3 separate regions of the Mus musculus genome follow, and regions 1 and 2 are each linked to region 3. The links are chromatin loops, found by intact Hi-C in ENCODE. Cell type or tissue: left cerebral cortex. All regions are shown on one strand. Each heading gives the region's core, and the rest is flanking DNA. Links, peaks and the distances in the headings are about the cores only. Region 1 holds the start of Grm5 (glutamate receptor, metabotropic 5). Region 2 overlaps Grm5 (glutamate receptor, metabotropic 5). Region 3 overlaps Grm5 (glutamate receptor, metabotropic 5).

Evidence for each region. Hi-C counts contacts between places; a loop is a spot of excess contacts. Peaks named below come from ENCODE experiments on the same cell type or tissue, not always from the same donor. Only the 100,000 strongest peaks of a DNase experiment are listed, where the experiment ranks them.
Region 1: a loop joins it to region 3, with 5 times the contacts of the local background. A loop is called at or near these places in 2 of 42 quality-filtered maps.
Region 2: a loop joins it to region 3, with 6 times the contacts of the local background. A loop is called at or near these places in 2 of 42 quality-filtered maps.

The regions. Positions count from the first base shown.
Region 1 is chr7:87,582,969-87,589,577 of GRCm38, forward strand. Grm5 (glutamate receptor, metabotropic 5) reads left to right here and starts at 1,200. Exons shown (of 11, transcript NM_001143834.1): 1 at 1,200-1,572. In left cerebral cortex, for the core only: CTCF peaks have their summits at 1,485 and 3,430 (motif pointing right); DNase peaks (open chromatin) are centred at 1,446, 2,511, 3,471 and 4,363; H3K4me3 peaks cover 4,706 bases; H3K27ac peaks cover 3,498 bases.
Region 2 is chr7:87,653,577-87,660,185 of GRCm38, forward strand. The region is part of intron 3 of Grm5 (glutamate receptor, metabotropic 5); the gene reads left to right. Among named protein-coding and RNA genes, the nearest start is that of Grm5, 73 kb to the left of the region's middle. In left cerebral cortex, for the core only: no CTCF peak of the experiment used is centred there; DNase peaks (open chromatin) are centred at 2,518 and 2,650; H3K27ac peaks cover 931 bases.
Region 3 is chr7:87,785,240-87,791,848 of GRCm38, forward strand. All of the region lies in intron 3 of Grm5 (glutamate receptor, metabotropic 5), which reads left to right. Among named protein-coding and RNA genes, the nearest start is that of Grm5, 200 kb to the left of the region's middle. In left cerebral cortex, for the core only: no CTCF peak of the experiment used is centred there; DNase peaks (open chromatin) are centred at 2,553, 2,897 and 5,367; H3K27ac peaks cover 745 bases.

The DNA of each region.
Region 1 (6,609 bases), core at 743-5,742, 200 kb before region 3:
TTTTGTGGGGGTGATGCTGATTGTATTTTAAAGATCAGTCCACATTTACAGATATTTTCACATGCACACATTACAAGCTAGGATCTGCACATGAGAAAGACCACACTGGCTTTGTCTTCCTGGGTTTAGACCACCTAACTTAATGCTATACACTTGAGGCTGATCATTTTTTTCCCTGTAAACTTCATAATTTCAGTTTTCTTTCCAGCTGAATAAAAGTTTTATATGTATATATAACATCGTTGCCCATTCATCTGTTGGTGGACCTGGAGTCTGGTTCTAATGTGTTGCTGTAAATGGGCTATAATACACACATATGGGCAAATGTCTTTTAATGCTTGACATAGTGTTTTAAATGGATACTTCCCTTCTTCCGTTCCTTACTATTATATCACCGAAGTAATCAAAGAAACACTACCTTGTTGTCAAGGACCCACTGACAAACATTAGTAGTTATTAATAACTGGTGTCCTTGACTTCAGTGTTGTGCATGTTTTAATCATTAATTCAGCTACTGAAAGTACCTGGCTCCTTTAATTTGCTCAGGCAATAATAATATTACCCAATTATTCTTTTGTTTAAATTAAGCCATGCAAGTAATTTATAGGGATCCCTTTTATTCTTTTTCTTTCAGATATAATGTGAAGGTAACCTTAGCATTTTTGATGTCCATAGACAGTACTAGGGGTATCAAAGAAAAGGATGCCAAGCAATTGGAAGAAGTAAAACATTTAAGTCCCACAGGGAAAGACTTTTAATGGATGTAGGAAGAAACATTTTTAAGAAGTGCAGACAAATGCAAAATGACATTATTAATGACTCAAGACCATTAAATACATTGGTCTTTCTAATCACTCGGGCTTCTGAACCGTACTTGCAGTTCTCTGAATCTCATTCTCTCTCTCTCTCTCTCTCTCTCTCTCTCTCTCTCTCTCTCTCTCTCTGTGTGTGTGTGTGTGTGTGTGTGTAAGTACAGTCTGTGTCACTCTCTCTCTCTTCTCTCTGTGTCTCTCAGTCTTGTGTTTGTCTCTCTGTTTCTTCCTACTCCTCTCTCTGTCTTCCAGCAATAATACCCCTTCTCCCAATAACTGTCAGGAGTTTCGTACTATCTTCAGAGAGAAGCTGATTATCTACCTGCTCTCCAGCTTCTCTCTGAGTGACATGCCACCCACGCCTCCCAGCACAGCTCCTGCTTCTCCATCTCTGGGTGGGAATGAGGTAGTGAGGAAGTCCAAGACTGCCCTGGCCTGAACCCTGAGACCAAGAGGCTCTAGGAGCAGTGTTCACTCACTGATCCAAGGCTAGCCAGCCGCCCCCAATTGCACTCTGCAAGAGTAGGAGCCAACCCAGCGTTGCGCTTCCAGCTGCGTCTGCCCGGGCGCAGCACGTGCTCCAGGCGCTGGCGCGAGAGAGCGAGCGCCACCACCGCGGGCCCGCAGCCGTTCTGCTGGCTGCCACTACAGCTTAGATCGCAGCCACTAGCGCTTCTGCAGCAGCCAAGGCCGCTACGAAAGCGCAGGGAGCTTGAAAGGAGCGGCTGTCCAGAGGAGCAAGGCTCAGGGAGCGCACCTGGTAAGCATAGCGCTGTTTTTCTTTCTCTCAGCTGTGGAGTTACCAGGGATGTAGGATGCCGCCGGAGCCCCTCCCCCAGTGCAGGGATGGAGAGTGAGCGAGCAAGGGGCGGGTGCTTGGACTAAAGGGACCCAGAAGGGCAGGTGGTGGGCAGGTGGACGACAGGTGAAGCCAGGGATACTAGAAGGTCCTGCAAGTTTAAGAAAGTCACCCCGCAAGGACATGTGCTCTATAAATTAGACATGAATTTAGAGTCAGGAGCCTGGGCTAATGTGGTATGGCTAAATGGGAGGTTTTTGAATATCTTTTTGTTTTCATTCACCTAACTGAAGGATTTCAGTGGGGTTGTTTCCACAGAAAATAGCTAAAATAATCAGTGGCAGAAAAAAATAAATAAAACCAATAAAGCCCCCCCCCCTTCTGTCTCATGCTGGTACATGTGCAATGATAAAGCATGCACTTAGCGAGGGAGGAGAATTTTAGATCTCTGAGGATATTAGATGTTTGGGCTGTAGTAAGCACACTTGCTGATGCTGCACCCCAAAAATGAGACAGGGAAGAAGATTATGGATGGTTTTAAATACTGTATTACAATTCTAAAATGACATTTGAATGACTATAACACCAGGACCAAGAGATTCTCTGGAATCATTAACCCATTTATGAGATGTATCAGCACGTCTGGACCCTTAAAGCTAAGATTATATATTTCTAGCAGTGAAAGGAAGATTTTTTTTAACCTTAAATTTTCTGACAGAACTTTCATAAAGGATGATAATGAAGAACATGGAGATCAAGAGGAAAGAGAGGGGAGTTGAACAGACTCCATGAGCTATGTGTGGTAGTATAGCAAGGAGAGTTGGGTCTGTCAGATTTGGTACCAATGTTCATTCAGTCACACCCTGAGAAGCCCTTAGGCCATTGTCTAGGAAAATATGTGACCTTGAACAAGACTACCAAGCATTGTACACTTATTCTCTCCATCAGGAAAGTGGAAAGCATACTGCATTTTAGGACACTGAAGTCTCACAAAATAGTGTGTGTTTGTATAAGCTTGAAGAATTGTACAGGGAAAGAGGGAAGGGAGATATCCGGAAATACAGGCAAATAGATTGTAAAGATGTTCTCTCTCCAAGTATTTTAACAGCTGTAACGTTCACAGTGCCATTGGATAATGCATGCTGGTTCTATGAAAGGTCTATGGGAAAGGTTGAGTCCAGCCAAACATTCAGGCCCATGCAAAGATTATGGAGTTTTGACAGTTGTTTGGAAAATTTCAAATGCACAAAACTTAAAGTTACATTTTGCTTATTTGCTTGTTTGTTTATTTTATTGTCTAGCGAAGTAGCATTTGAAAAACATATTTTGGTGATAGGTTGTGAAGTTTTGGGGTTTGTTTGTTTGCTTTTATTTAACTTAAGCTTTGAGAAGTTACCTGGGCTTGATTATGGTAAAGAAAATCACATCCTAGTTTCAAGGTTTGTCACTGTGTGGCAAATGAGGATTTTGGAATGAGACAGGAATGTTCTGTAATATGAGTAGAAGGCTTAGGGAGGGAAGAGAAAAGCGATATTTCTCTTAGAGCATGCATGTCTATAGCCCAGTGGGCAGCAGGCAGCTGGCACATACCATGTTGATTCCTCTTCTACTTGACTGGAGAAGTCATCTCTAGCCCTTTTCTGTCAATGCATATTCATTTATAGAATTTGGAGATTTGCATTGCAGATGCTGAGATGGTATGCATTCATAAACTCATCTCCCTGGGTGTCTTCAGCTCCCCCCATCCTGAATGTCTGGCCATGAAACTAGTGTACCCATCCTGATCTGCCCAGGAGTCTGTGTTCCTAAAGGAACTCACTGTGCCACTTGGTGGCACCAAAAAGTTGCGCAGAGAAGTCTCTTCTCTATAAATACTAACTACCACCCCTCCCTCCTCCGCTCTCTCCCCTTCTCCCCTTCCCCCTGTCTCCATAGAGGGGAAGATTGCTGTACATGCCGCCCTCAGCTCCGCTGTTCTGAGCACTCCGAGCACAGGGGATGAGCTTGGGATCATCTTGGGGTTGGGGAAAAGCCCAAGAAAGGAAAAGCTGGCTCAACCCCATTGATTTCTGCTGCCCAACTTTACTCCGGGGGGCTAGCTAAACAGCATCTCACTGCCTGCTGCGTGGCCAACAGGGGGTAAGCTTGCTATGTCTGTGTGCCCAGGTATCTATCCCCAGACCTGTCAAGGATTTAGAAGCTTTAAGCATGCTGATAAGCTCACAGTGTGGTTTGGAGGAGGGGACTTAGATGAATCCGGGGTGGCCAGAGCAGAAGAGGTTCACATCTGCTTCTTTTACAGAAGACCATTATTAATTAAACCTGTTGGTGGAAAAGGCGCGAGCAAGAGGGTAAAGCAGGGGGAGGTATGCAAGGTCTAAGATAGGGATTATGCACGCCTTTGGATCCCCGTGTCTGAGCTCTGAGGAAAGGAGAACATGGTTTAGAATGCAGACTGGCTTACCCAGTCCTTTGGAGAACTCAAAACTGAGAAAGCAAAGGTAGAGAAGGGAAGGAAGGAGAATCACTTCTGGGTAATAGATTGGTTTCTCCTCTGCCTGGGGCGGGGTGGGGTGGGGGTACAGCGTTTGGTGCTGAAAGCACAGCTTGGGATTTATTGTTTCTATCTCAATGTCCTTTGAACGCCCCCAACCCCTAGCGCAACTTCGTGCGCTTTCTTTTTCCTTGGATATAGCTTTCCCTTCCTTCCAGACACAAAGCTACCCAGGGGCAGCAGATCAGAGCGCAGAAGAGGGATCCCAGGCTACAGGGACTTGGAGACAAGGAACCAGGAAAGTTCTACCAAGCAAACTCTAGTTGATGTTTACAGTAGCCTAATCTATTTTGGGACATTTCAGCAGGAAGTAATGGTTGACCTGGGTGATTACCCACCTAGTTGTAGGATGTATGGCTGTTCGTATTTCTCTTTAGAGTGCATGGTGTGGGAAAAGTGACTTTGAGAAAGTGATAACAGATTCTTGTTTTTATTTAGTCAGAATCCTGGAACTGTTTCACCTGAATTAGCTTGGGTATCCAAACAAGTAGGTAGTGCTATGCATCAATTTATTTCTTCATAAGAAATTGGTATTCACAAATGGAAAGGTGGACTCACCTTTCTTTCTTCCTTTCAATATCCAACTTTATATTTTATTGTTTAAATTGCTTAAGAAGTGAACTAGTGATCTCCTGTATTTCTAGTTCTGGTAGCAAATTGGTGCCTATAACAACAGTCTAGTGAGAATGCTTAGCACTAAGGGCACCCCTTCATCCAGCAAAGATTTATTCTGAGTTATTTGACACCTTATTATGAGTTTCAGAGGATATAGGTGTGCTATTTTTTTCTTGTTGTGAGTGCTTTGTGCTCTTCTCTTATGGAGTGGAGGGAATTTCCTCCATTAATTTCTCTGTTAATTCTGTGTAATACATATTAAATTGTCAGTTAGTAATCTTTTTGTCATTTGTGGAACTTTCCATTTTGAAGGATTGTTGGTTTAGAAATAGAAAACTTTGCTTGCCAAACTCACTAGGTTAATGACTTGCATTCTACCAAGTCTGCATCCTTCTCCTGGAAACTTCTTCAGCACCTTGGACAGGTACTCATACTATTCCCTAGGCTTCACTGGACACTTACTGAGCAACAAACCACCACTTAGATAAAAGACTTTTCCTCGTCCTTTACACTTTATGATTAAATGTAAAATTCATGTATTTCAACTGCATCTTCTAGAGCTCCATGATGTTCCATAGCAGTGTTTTACCTGTGGGTTTTATGCCCAAAAAGGACAGAGGAAATCCAAAGAACAAAAAAGAAAAAAGAAAATGAAAATTTAATGTCTATTTATTATAGGCACTCTGAGGTTATTTGGATAAGAATGATATTTGAACACCCCATGTACTTGCTTAAATCTTAACCTGTTATCAAATGTATACACAGACCTTTACCATTGTACACATCATAGCCATTCAGACTGATATCCAGGGAACACTGAAAAATTCAGTAATAGATATTTATCCACGTAAAGAATATCTATGATTTGAGAATACTTGGGTAAGGAGACACCATTTTCTTTCTTTTTTCTGAACTGTTATTTTGTCATGTTTCCTACTAAATTAATTGGCTTCACTAAAAATGTTTACATTTGTGAGTAAATAACTTTCATGATTCTTATTTTATTCAAAATGCATTGAGAATTTTTCAAGGAATGTTGCTATATTGACTTTTTGAAGAATGTTGGGACTATTTATGCATTTAGAAATGGTAAATTAAAACTGAGGATGGCGATGTATAACTTAAATCTCAGCACTTGAAAGGTTGAGGCAGGAAACACAAAAGTTCACAGTAATCCTTAGTTATGTAGGAAGTTAAATGAGGCCCTGTAACAAAAAGATGAAGAAAAATTAAATGATAGAAGAAGATGAACACTAATCAGAAAAAATGAGATTGAATAAATTGTAAATATGTACATAATTGTATTACTTGAGTAAAATATGTATGCATGTTTTATTCAAGGTTTGCTACATTCATGGAATGAAGAGGCATATTTCTTTATACATTTTTGCTATTGGATATATGGACACATATATGGACTTAGACATTTGTGTATGTACCATTTTCTTCACACTATTTAAATACATCCAGCTGAATCTAACTTTGTGAAAAAATGATGATTCTTTTGATATATGTTTTTGAGAACATGACAGTGTATTACATAGAAGTGTCCTTGATTTGGAATTATTTGTTTGGAAATATTAATTCTGATGCTAAGGCATCTCTTTATGTCCTTTCTTGTTGTGTACGTAGAAGACACACAAGAAGGGAACATCCAAAGAAGTGGTTTTATTTCATACTCAAATGACCTAAGAATGTAACATTTTGACTTTGATTTTTCAACTGTTTACAAATCAGAAAATGCTTTCTTGATATTTTCTCATTTCATTTGAATGAAAGGGTTTAAATACAAAAACATGCCAAGATTTGTCTCCATGGCTCCAGTATTA
Region 2 (6,609 bases), core at 530-5,529, 130 kb before region 3:
GCTCCTTTCTCTGTGTCAAGTTTCTGTCAAGTTGACACACAAAACCAGTCAGTACAAATACCAACATTTATCACATTTATCACTCTCCTCTCCGAAATGCAGATGCACTGTAACCAGAAGCCTCTTGCTGTTGCTCTCATGTCTTACTGTCATAATAGTATACATTCCTCAGAACTGCAAGTCCAAAAAAACCATTCTTAAGTTGCTTTTTGACTGATATTTGGTCTAAGCAGTTTGAGAAGCAAGTAGCACACCTCTTTTGCCACGGACCGGGCTCAGTCGCACCTCCTCAATCCACAGGAATCAGAGTCTCGGACAGATGGGAATAGGGTAGGGGAGAATGGGGTGACAAAAAGATGTGACACAAGGGAGTGTGCTCGATCTGAATGTAATTTGTCAAATTGCGCATCAAACTTTTTATACAGAAGAAAATAGAAAAGTTAGGTGACACATTGGCAAGGTACAGTAAGGTTATCAGATGCTTAATGACTCTTAAACAAAACAGAGGAAAGGCAAACACAAAGACTGGCAGGAACTGGGCAATAAAACAACAGAGACAAAGTCAGCTCTATCTAAGGTCAGCTATAGTCTTAGAAGCCAGGTGTGAGGTCTTTACACTCCCAGGGCAAGGGCTTTCATGCCCAAGTCGTGGTTCTAATTAGGGAGTTCTGCTCTAGCTAACCTTCTCATGAATAATGCACTGCTCTAAACCACAGCCCGATCTACTTCTTAAGCCATTGTAAATTCCTGTATATGAGAGTGACTTGGCTTTTATTCTAAGTGATAGTGTGTGTGGGGGAGGGGGAGGGACTTTCTACTAATAAGTAATGTAGTCTGTCATACATAACTATAATAAGAATTCTAAACTTACTTTGCTAAGCTTGCTCTGACATTTCTAACTCTATGTAGTAGATAGTAATGCCTGATTTCTTTCACTGTCTCTCTTACAATACTAAAGGCAATTCTGAATGTCACCGAATACACAACATTCTTACTTAATTCCAAGCCCATGGTCAGCTCAAGGACTACCTAGAGTATTGATGAAGGCCAGGAAGCAAAGATCGATTTCACTTAGGTATTTGGCAAGTCATTATTTGGAGGCACCTATAACAAAACAATACTGAAAGCACATAGATCCATTCGCAAGGATAAAATTGGAGCATACGTGCTATGGGATGCCACAGTTCCAGGAGACTAAGTTTCCATGAAACTCTTCACCTCAGGACTGCTTCCAGGTTTCTAAACCTGTCAAGCAAGTCACTACTAAAGTGAATGTGGCACTCTTAAACTGTGTTATAGAGGATCCTTCTTCCCCGTTCATATATTTTAATCATGCCATTTGGTGTGGAGCAGTCTGTGGAGATTTTTGTCTTCTAAATTTATTTTTAAAGCCCACATACTTTTAATTTGCCCATAAAAATGTTCAAATTATGTTTAACGCAGATTTCCCCTTTCATCTATTTTTTTTAATATATGTGTCATTGCTACAGAGGTATTTGTAACTTTTTGCTTACATGTAGCATCATGATGTGGTTAACAACTAGGAAAGAGAATTGAAATAGCAAACAAAAGCTATGTTCAACTAGCTATTCCTTTCCATACAACTTATTTTATTTTTGTATTTTACTTAGTAATATGCTACAAAAATATTCACAGGGAGTAAGAGTTTATTTTATCCATTTTTTTTAATATGCTCAGTCCACTGTTGAGTGTTTTCCATTGTTTTGGACCCTAAGAGAAGGCTGAAGAATCTGATGGCAGGTGGAAATCATAGAAGATAGCTACTTATCATGTGTCAACCAGGAAGTAAAACACAAGAGACAGGAAAGGGTCAGTGCCCAGCTAGCTTGCAAAGGCATATCTCTACTTCATCCAGAGGTCCTACCTCACAGAACTTGAACAACCTCCCGGTAGATTTCCATTTTCTGGAGATCAAGCCCTGAAGAGAACAGCTTTGGAAGGACGGGGTCCCCAGTAGTCACTTAAAGTCTGTCTGTTTCCATTTAATCATATATAAAAGAGGTCTTTTATCATTAATTCATAAACAAAAAATGTGATTCACAGCTCACTCGTTAGAACAAGAGACTCACATGTCAATATCTATCTATCTATCTATCTATCTATCTATCTATCTATCTATCATGTTATTAAAAACCTCAAGTCTTGCAAATGCTATGATATTATGATGGACATATATAATTTTAGGGAAGTATATCTACATAAAGTTCCAGTCAATCTCTGCTATACTAAGGCCTGTATAATTGTATGCATCTTAGACAAAGAAGCCTTATCCTATATTTTTTTTCATCCTACTTTCACATTTTTCTGATCTTTGGACATTTGCATTTTTTCCTCAAATAGCTTATACTATTTGGAGAAAAATATATGTAAAATGTTTCTAGGCCAGATTTCTGAGTCAGGGATTATATCCATTTTTTACTTTCTACAGCTCTGGATTTGTTGGGAGATTTGAATGATTTACATAATTTATGTGGGTCATGTTTATATGGTATTATAATGGAAAAAGCTTGCATTTTGAAATCACAAAACTCATTGGAGCTTCTCATACTTTTTTTTCTTGGTTATTTTATATATTTACATTTCAAATGTTGTCCCTTTCCTGGTTTCCCCTCAGCAAACCCCTATCCCATGCCTCCTGCCCCCTTCTTCTATGAGGGTACTCCTCCACCTACTTACCCACTCCTGACTCACCACCCTAGCATTCCCCTATGCTGGGGTATCAAACCTGCTCAGGATCAAGGGCCTCTTTTCTCATTGATGCCAGGTAAGGCAATCCTCTGCTACATATGCAGCTGGAGCCATGAGTCCTTCAATGTGTATTCTTTGGTTTGTTGTTTAGTCCCTGAGAGCTCTGGGGTTCTGGTTGGTTGATGTTGTTCTCCCTATGGGATTGCAAGCCCCTTGAGCTCATTCAGTCCTTCCCTCAACTCTTCCATTGGTGTTCCCAGGCTCAATCCAATGGTCAGCTGTGTGTATCTGCATCTGTATTGTTCAGGCTCTAGGAGAGCTTCTCATGGGACAGCTATACCTGGTTCCTGTCAGCAAGCATTTCTTGGCAACAGCAATAGTGCCTGGGTTTGGTGTCTGCAGATGGGATGGATCCCTAGGTGGGGCAGTCTCTGGATGGCCTTTCCTTCAGTCTCTGTTCCACTCTTTGTCCCTGCATTTCCTTTAGACAGGCACAAGTTTGGTTTAACATTTCTGAGATGAGTGGTTGGCCCCATCCCTCAACTAAGGGCCATGGCTAAGCACTGGATATGGTCTCTACATGTTCTATCACCTTTGTTGTGTATTTTGGATAATGTTGTCCCCACTGTGTCTTGGGAACCTCTTGGGTCCTTGGCATCTGGGACTTACTAGTGGCTACTCCCAGTTCCCCAGCCTCCACTGCTATATATCTCTGTTTTTCAATTTCCTGACCCTCTGTATTTCTCCCATCTCCTCCCACACTTGGTCCTGCCCCTCATTTCCCTCTGCTGCTCTCTCCCTCCCAATTTCTTCCTCCCTCTATCTCCTGTGATATATTTGTTCCTCTTTCTAAGTAGCCAAAGATGCTTCTACCTAGCCAAAGATGACTTGAACCTCCTGATATTCCTATCTTTATCTACCAAGTGCAGGCTTTTTAGGTATGGACCACTGTGCCTCACTTGGTTAGTTATTCTATCTATTTTACCTGAGGAGACTAAAAAAAATCTCTGAGCTACACACACACACACACACACACACACACACACACACACACACATCTGTATTATTGTGCTATAGAGAAAAATGGGGAAGGGAATTGGGACTCGAATTACATAAAAAGATAAGTACAGGAGAAGGAGAGTCAAGGATAAAAGTAACTATGCCTGAAAGAGTCATTAGGAGTCATACAAACAATGTATTTTATTTTATTTATTGGATATTTAATTTATATTTCAAATATTATCCCCTTTCACAGTTACCCCCCCCCCCAGGACTCCCCTTTCCCATCTCCCCTTCCTTGCTTCTATGAGGGTGTTCCACAACCTTCCCACCCACTCCTGCCTCCCCATCTTTGAATTCTCTACATTGGAGCAGAGCCATCACAGGACCAAAGGCCTTTTGTCTCATTGATGCCCTACAAGGCCATCCTCTGATACATATGCTGCTGAAGCCGTGGGTCCTTCCATGTGTACCCTTTGGTTGGAGGTTTAGTTCCTGGGAGCACCTTTCGTCCTTTCTTTAACTCCTTCATTGGGGACCCCTTGCTCAGTTCAATGGTTGGCTGCAAGCATCCACCTCTGTATTTGTCAGGCTCTGGCAGAGCCTCTCAGGAGACAGCTATATTGAACTCCTGTTGGTTTGTACTTCTTAGCATCCACAATAGTGTCTGTATTTGGTGACTGTGTATGGGATGAATTCTTAGGTGGGACAGTCTCTGGATGACAGTTCCTTTAGTCTCTACTCCACTCTTTGTCTCCATATTTGCTCCGGTGAGTATTTTGTTCCCCCTTATTATTTTTTGAAATTTTTTATTATTTTTATTAGATATTTTCTTTATTTACATTTCAATTTTTATCCCCTCTCCTCATTTCCCCTCCAAAATCCCCCCTATCTCATACCCCCGCCCCCTTCTCACTAACCCACCCATTCCTGCTTTCCTGTCCTAGAATTCCCCTACACTGGGTCATAGAACCTTCAAAAGATAAAGGGCCTCTCCTCTCATTGCTATCCCACAAGGCCATCCTCAGCTACATAAACAACAGGAGCCTTGAGTCCCTCCATGTGTACTAGTTAGTTGGTGTTTTAATCCCTGGGACCTTTGTTCCCCCTTCTAAAAAGGACTGAAGCATCCCCCTTTTCGTCTTCCTTCTTCTTGAGTTTCAGGTGGTCTGTGAATTGTATCTTGGGTGTTCCCGAAATTTTGGGCTAATATCAACTTATCAGTGAATTTATACCATGTGTATTCTTTTGCAATTGGGTTACCTCATTCGGTATAATATTTTCTAGTTCCATCCATTTACTTAAGAATTCCATGAAGTTATTGTGTTTTAATAGCTGAGTAGTACTCCATTGTGTAAATGTACTACATTTTCTGTATCCATTCCTCTGTTGAGGGACATCTGGGTTCTTTCCACCTTCTGGCTATGATAAATAAGGATGCTATGAACATAGTGGAGCATGTGTCCTTGTTATATGTTGGGGAATCTTTTGGGTATATGCCCAGGAGTGGTGCACCTGGATCTTCCAGTAGTACTATGTCCAATTTTCTGAGGAACAGCCAGACTGATTTCCAGAGAGGTTGTACCAACTTGCAATCCCACCAGCATTGGAGGAGTGTTCCTCTTTCTCCACATTCGCACCAACATCTGATGTCACCTGCATTTTTTATCTTAGTCATTCTGACTGGTGTGAGGTGGAATCTCAGGGTTGTTTTTATTTGTGTTTCTGTGATGACTAAGGATGTTGAACATTTTTTCAGGTGCTCCTCCTCCACTTCATATTCCTCAGTTGAGAATTCTTTGTTTAGCTCTGTACCCCATTTTTAATGGGGTTATTTGATTCTCTGGAGTCTAACTTCTTGAATACTTTATATGTATTGGATTTTAGCCCTCTATCAGATGTAGAATTGGTAAAGATCTCTTTCCAATCTGTTGGTTGCCATTTTGTCCTATTGACAGTGTCCTTTGCCTTGTAGAAGCTTTGCAAGTTTATGAGGTCCCATTTGTCAATTGTTGGTCTTAGAGCATAAGCCATTGGTGTTCTCTTCAGGAAAATTTCCCCTGTGCTCATGTGTTCAAGGCGCTTCCCAACTTCCTCTTCTATTAGTTTCAGTGTATCTGGTTTCATGTGTAGCTCCTTGATCCACTTGGACTTTAGCTTTGTACAAGGAGATAAGAATGGACTAATTTGCATGCTTCTTCATTCTACTGCCAGTTGAATCAGCACCATTTGTTGAAAATGTTGTCATTTTTCCACTGGATGATTTTAGATACTTTGTCAAAGATCAAGTGACCATATGTGTGTGGGTTCCTTTTTGGTTCTTCAATTCTATTCCATTAACCTTCTTGTCAGTTTCTGTAACTATACCTTACAGTTTTCATCACGATTTGTCTGGAATACAGCTTGAGGTCAGGGATAGTGATTTCCCCAGAAGTTCTTTTATTCTTAGAATGGTATTTTAAAAAACAATCTATATCATAAGTATGTGTAAGATATACATGCATAGTTGAAATTAAAACATCTAATATGGCTTGACAGTGCTTACTTCAAGAGGCAAAGATCATCTAATGAATCCTTCAACACCAGGCATAAGAAACCCCATTTTTCAGTGTTTGGTCAGGTTTATATACAGAATCCCCCAAAGTTACACATTATTGCTGATGGCCTTGGTTAGCCACTTCAAAGGTGGAAGGCAAGACCCAATTTCTGAAGAAAGCATGCATTTCAGACACAGCACTCAGAGGACCCTGAGGTGAGACAGACCTTAATGCTGCCTTCCTTAGAAATAGTTTTTGTGGTTCCAGAAGGTACCATGGGAATTCCAGAAGAGAAGAGGGAAGCAAATGATCTTCTGCCTCCTCCTCTTCCTCCTCCTCCTCTTCCTCCTCCTCCTCTACCACC
Region 3 (6,609 bases), core at 614-5,613:
TATGTTTCAAATATTTTTAAAAGAGTTAGTAAGAAAAATAATAAAGATTTTATATGAAGCCTAGAATGTGTTCCTTCATTCTCTTTTCCTATGTAATATTTTAGAAAAATATTTATGTCCTTCATTAGGCTTTTAGATATTTAAGTAAGAATCCATTTTAATGGAAAAATTAAAGCACTGTAATAGTATGTTTCTCCCATAAAGATTTGTTTAAAATATTTTACATTATCTGTTTTACTTCCATTATTATTAATAATAAAATTAAAATGTTAAAATATTTTGATCTGTGCCCAAAGGATCTTTTATTTAAATTACAGAAGTCTTAAAGATGAATAAAACAACATGTCACCATTTTTTAATGAAGATCCAATCTAATAAATTATAATATTAGAAGTCTTTGAATTATATCATATCTGAGTATTAGAATTCTTGAATGACCAATTGTATCTCATTACAATACATACATTGTGTTAGGCCACTTTTTCTATATTTTGACCAACTTACCTTTCCTAACTATTAAATTTATTTCTAATTATTCTTAGTATACAAATTCATGTCTAAACTTCTGGAATACAGTTCTTACTATTCCCATAAAGACTTCTGGGGTGCTGAGTGATGTTTCCTCCTCTATTTGGCCAGTCTTGTTTTTGAGCTAAGTTAATATATAGTCTCTTTTAATAACACGTTGATAATTAGATTTATATGACTCTGAGTGCCATAATAGAAAGAATGCTAAAAATGTTCAGTGCTATATCTTTTTATCCCTAATATTTATATGTCTTAGACCTGGATTAAATTACTAATATCTTTTGAACTTTATATTCTTGATTTATGTGATATAGATCAAGTGCTATTTCTTTTGACTTCTGTGTTACTTGCTGTAATATTCTATTATGTAAATGTCACTTTTATTTTCTCACATAAAGTGATGAGTTGAGAGCTCTATATAAGCAGCGTGAATACATGGCTTGGGTTGAGCCCAGAGCATTTCTTTCTCTGTTCTCACTATCCCTAGACCTACACCTGGATACAATCTAATCTTCCAAGCTGACTGATCAATCCAGCTTCTTTGGCTTCAGAATGGATTGCTCTGCGTAGCTTCTTCCTAGCAATGGCAATATATTCTGATCTTCTGGCTTCTTCTCATTCTCTGGCTCATTCTGTCAAATCCTTGATTTCTCACTTTGCCCTTCAATTAGATGCTTCTTCTTCTTCTTCTTCTTCTTCTTCTTCTTCTTCTTCTTCTTCTTCTTCTTCTTCTTCTTTTTTAAGATTTACTTATTTTATGTATGTGAGTACACTATAGCTGTCTTCAGACAAACCAGAAAAGGGCATTGGATCCAATTAGAGATGGTTGTGAGCCACCATGTGGTTGCTGAGAATTGAACTCAGGACCTCTGGAAGAGCAGTCAGTGCTCTTAACCACTGAACCATCTCTCCAGCCCCTAGATGTCACTTTTAAACCTGTCACTTTTTCCACCCAGATCATACTGTAATCCAAGTTATGTCTGCATACTAACCAGATCATATCTTTGGATGTGATTCTATGACAAAGTCGCCATGTTGGTGGATTAAAACTATTGCCTTCCTAATTATGATCCAATTTGTGTGACCTTAAGTCTGCTCTATGCTGAACCTGTTGCAATGCCTATGCTGAGGACACTCATCACCATGCCTGGGGGGCTTCTTTCAGTCCCACTCATCCTTCTTTTCACATAGGCACTTACTGCTATAGGGCACCTGTCCATCTGGATATTCCAACCACTAGATTCATGTCAAAGACTATATCTGATTCTCTCACTCATTGTAACTACCTTGTTCCATTTAGCAGGCAGCACAGGCTACTATTTTTCCATTCTCATATGTTAGAACTAGGCTACTTATTTACTCTCCTTTCTTCATTTTGTTCATCTGGGAAATGGGAAAATACTTGATATCAGTGGGTTGGTTTTAGTATTCATTGAGATTGTACAATAACTAACCAAGATTGAAGACATTCATTCAGTAACATTGCAGCCACACAACACCTGATGAACAGAATTAGATCCCTGGAACCCATGTAAAAAGCCAGATGTGTGACACATATCTATAGTAGCAGAAGCAAGAAAGACCCTGACTCAACAAGAGCCAATTGTTGAAGGATAGTCTCTAATATTCAAATGTGTGCCAAAGCACATGTACATAGACATGCACATGGGTGCACAAATGCAATATTTTAGAAAAAAATATGACTTCAAATGATTTTATATATTATCAATATTTCCACTAAATTATTACTATTTTACATTAATTGTTATTTTCAAACTCTGTAAGGTTTAATCATTTGTTTCTCTAACACTTTAGCCTAGGTTCCAAGTGTAGTTTCTACTCAGTTTCATGGATTTATGTTTTATCTCTCTGAGATCCATACTACCTCTGCTGCTCAGACTGTTTAGAGCTCTGGTATTTGATTAACATTTGAATCTAAAACATCATTATGCAGATTCCTAGTGTTAAGCCATGTGTCCATGGTGAAACACACATCTTTCCTGCCAAACACCAGCTCCACTTCCCAACCATACCATCTGTTAGTTGGTCTGTCAAACTGGAAACTATGGAGACAGCTTAAACTTGTCCTCTCTACTCTATTTATGTGATCCGTGTCCTATTTAAACATCATTTTCACTGAAAATGAGCATCAGAAAAAGAATTTTTGTATAACAGTTCTAGTACCATGAGGGGATGAGTAAAGAAGGGGAGAGGGAAAGCAGGAAGAGAGGGAGAGATGAAGAGACAGAGAAAAGGGGAGATGAAAAGATGGAGAGACAGAGAAAGGTAGAGAGGGAGACAGAAAGAATCTTGCTATCTCAGAATTAAATTTCTTTAGTAGCTCCTTCCAGTACCTTACAGAATTTTTATCTCTTGTCACTTTACAAGCTGTAGTAAGGATTGAACTGAAGCCCACACTGTCAGTAGCAAACACTGAATCATATCCCTGGCCCCCACATAACCCTATAATTCTATAACCGGTAATAGCCATGATGTTGATCCACAGTCATTATCATTTCCCTCTGTTCAGTAGCTTGTCTTGAGTTCCATAATCTATTGAAGAATGTCTTCCTTTTGCCTTTGTTACCTAATTGAAGTTCTAATATGTCTGTGGAATTATCTTTTCTTCTATATTTTCCTTTCTATAGAGGAAAAAGATGGTATGAGTCTAGTATAAAATCAAAAGTCAAACAAAGTAAGGAGATTATTTTAATTAACCATGATGCTGTAAGATATTTTTGTGGCAACTAACAATACGATTAGTGGCCTAATAATTGTAAGAGACTTCAACACTTTCTCTCAGTTCCTTTTGTTTTCCAGGGAAATGTTATTTTTCTCTTAATCATGAGGCAGTAATGGCAGCTGATAACCATTTAGGCTCAAAGTTTTAATGAGAATGAGTGACTTTATAGAAACAAAAGATACAATATCTATTCTTGAATTTGAATGGATTGATGACTACTTCAAGTAAATAAACTCTGAGGCCAGGGGCAGATGGAGGCCAAGTATAAAGAAAATGGATAGAGTAGAAACTGAGGGACTTCTGAGAATATGGGCAATTCCATGCTTAAAGCAATAAGAATGAACTAGCAAACTCAATTAAGGCTGGTTGTGGCTATTTCCTTGTTTTCTCAAAGCTCACAACCCAACACAGTCTCCAGTTCTTCGGAATTTCCGGAAATTGGCAAGTCCCACTCAATTTGAAGTAAGGACTAACTAACAGTTCTATTGGAAGGATTCCTCTCATTGAGAAGTGCTCCCAGGACACCTGGGCAGCAGACTTAATGATATTTGAGTAAAAGAGAGAAAATAAGCCACTGTGACAACCTCAACATGCTTCAGAGACTCACTTGCTATTCCTGTGTGTTAGGTAATCTCATGGGACTTAGTGCATTCCAGTATCCCAGAGGTGTGATTAAAGGAATGGAGTGTGGGAAACAGCAGACATTAGTTCTACAGAGTGATAAAACCAACATTATGGTAGTATCCAGGGATTTCATCAACAGCAAAATGAGGACAAGGGAATTGGGCCATGAGAGATTTTATTAAAACACTGGGTAAATCCAATCAAGATGCTTTAACTGTTATTTTCCCTGATGACAGAGGTTATGTGTGTTCTGATTTGCTTTGTGGAATGCCAGCAGGATGATAGCAGTAAGGGTGGTGATTTTAAAAATCACAAAAATAGTAAGACTTCATAGCTACATGAAGGAATAACCAGAAAACTCACCCTAACCGAATAACACTTTTAGTTTTAAACTTATGAGAAAAATAGCTACAGTTGAATTAGCATTTGCTAGTTGTTAGCTAAGACCTTGAGTACATGGGCAATAAGACAAGCAGAGATTCTATTAGGAATGGGCCATACACATAACCACCAATGTCTAGATTACAATAGAAAAAAATATACAAGTGTTTGTGACTACAACAAAAACTATTTTTATGTCATTAAAAATCTGTCTGGTCACATTCTTAACATTCCCTATGCAAAGTTTTACTTAATCCTCATGAATCATATAGCGATGTTTTATAATAAGGAAGAAAATGCAACTTGCCTCAACACTAAAATTATTTGGTAGCAGATCCAGAGCTTGAATATAGATTTGATTAATTAACATGATAGTCACCTATTTAAGCTTAGAAGCCAGTCTTCAAAGTCTTACTTTACAACAATAAAATGTAAATAAGTGAGAGCCAATACAGAAGCTAACTTTTGTTGAGTAGTTATTATATGCCAGACATTATGCAGGGGTCGTCTTGATATGTCTTACTCAATTTAACAAACTTAAAGTAAAGCATTTAAACTACTTTTTAAAGATCAATCACTAAAGAATTGTAAATGCAGGAACCAAATTTAGTTTGTGTAGCACAAATCCATTCTTTCCTTTATATGATCATCCCTCTGACATTATAAGTCTATTAATTTCATCTTGCATAAGGATTTGTATAACAGAAACCTTGTTGTAGGGACAGAATGTTATGTTAGTGAGCTTGTGCTACCATAACACAAAGCCAGTCTGAATGGTTTCAACAATGGAAATTTGTTTCTGCACTTTCTAGAATTCTAAGGCCAGGGGTTAAAGTTGTATGATCATTTTAATCCTACTGACATTTTAATCTTAATATTTTCTATATGCTATGATTAATTTTACCAAATGCTTATTTACTGAGTGTAATAGAATCCATTTGTCTTTAAAGCTTTGGAACTAGAGTTTATGGAATAATCCAAGTTAGGAAAATGGTTCAGTGAATCAGCTATCTTCCACCTACTCTCACACATTTTCATATTTGGTGAAAATTTTAGTGACATTTATGAGTAATGAAACCAGGAGCCAAGACATTAATTCTTGAAAGTGGGACTCCTTCCAGAGGAGTGCTAAAATCACAATTGTTCTGGACCCAGCCTAAGGATATTGTCCTTGCCTTAGGATAGATGCCCTGCATGGGATGTAGCTCAGTGGTGGAGTATTTGCCTAGCATGTAGAAAACCTTAGTTTTATTCCAGCCTTAAAAGAAAACATTGGGACAGTATATTATCCTAAGAAATTTACATTAAAAGGAAAGAAAAATGCTGATTTGCTAGTTCTGATTTGTCTTTTTGATATGTATGTAAAAATAATTGAATGTATGAAATAGTCATAGCTTTGAGATATTTTTACAAATTGATGTGGGTACACTGAAAATACCATGAATCTAACAGTCATTATAAAAACAAAATATGGCAGGAGAAAAATTAATACTTTTTATAAAGTCCAAGAAACATTAATGGGACAGACAGACAAAGAGTGGTTATGTAAATTTGAAGGTTGTACAAATTCAATGAAGGTAGTCTGTTCCTATTTAATGTAACTAGGTGTTTTTTCAAGTAAGTAAAGTCAGTATAGAGTATAACATTTTACATAAGCACATTTAGAAAATGAACTTAAGTAGGAAACTATTTACAAGGTTTTATGTACATTCTCAGAATTAGAAAATAGAAGTTGGAGTTAGACTGTAAAACACACAGAAAAGGGTAGTTAAGGAAGGGTTACAGAAGGAAAATCTAAAATCTAAAATCTCATCCTCTAAAGATTTTTTTTTCCATTTTTTATTAGGTATTTAGCTCATTTACATTTCCAATGCTATACCAAAAGTCCCCCATATCCACCCACCCCCACTCCCCTGCCCACCCACTCCCCTTTTTTGGCCCTGGTGTTCCCCTGTACTGGGGCATATAAAGTTTGCAAGTCCAATGGGCCTCTCTTTCCAGTGATGGCCGACTAGGCCATCTTTTGATATATATGCAGCTAGAGTCAAGAGCTCCTGGGTACTGGTTAGTTCATAATGTTGTTCCACCTATAGGGTTGCAGATCCCTTTAGCTCCTTGGCTACTTTCTCTAGCTCCTCCATTGGGAGCCCTATGATCCATCCATTAGCTGACTGTGAGCATCCACTTCTGTGTTTGCTAGGCCCCGGCATAGTCTTACAAGAGACAGCTACATCTGGGTCCTTTCAATAAAATCTTGCTAGTGTATGCAATGGTGTCAGCGTTTGGATGCTGGTTATGGGGTGGATCCCTGGATATGGCAGTCTCTACATGGT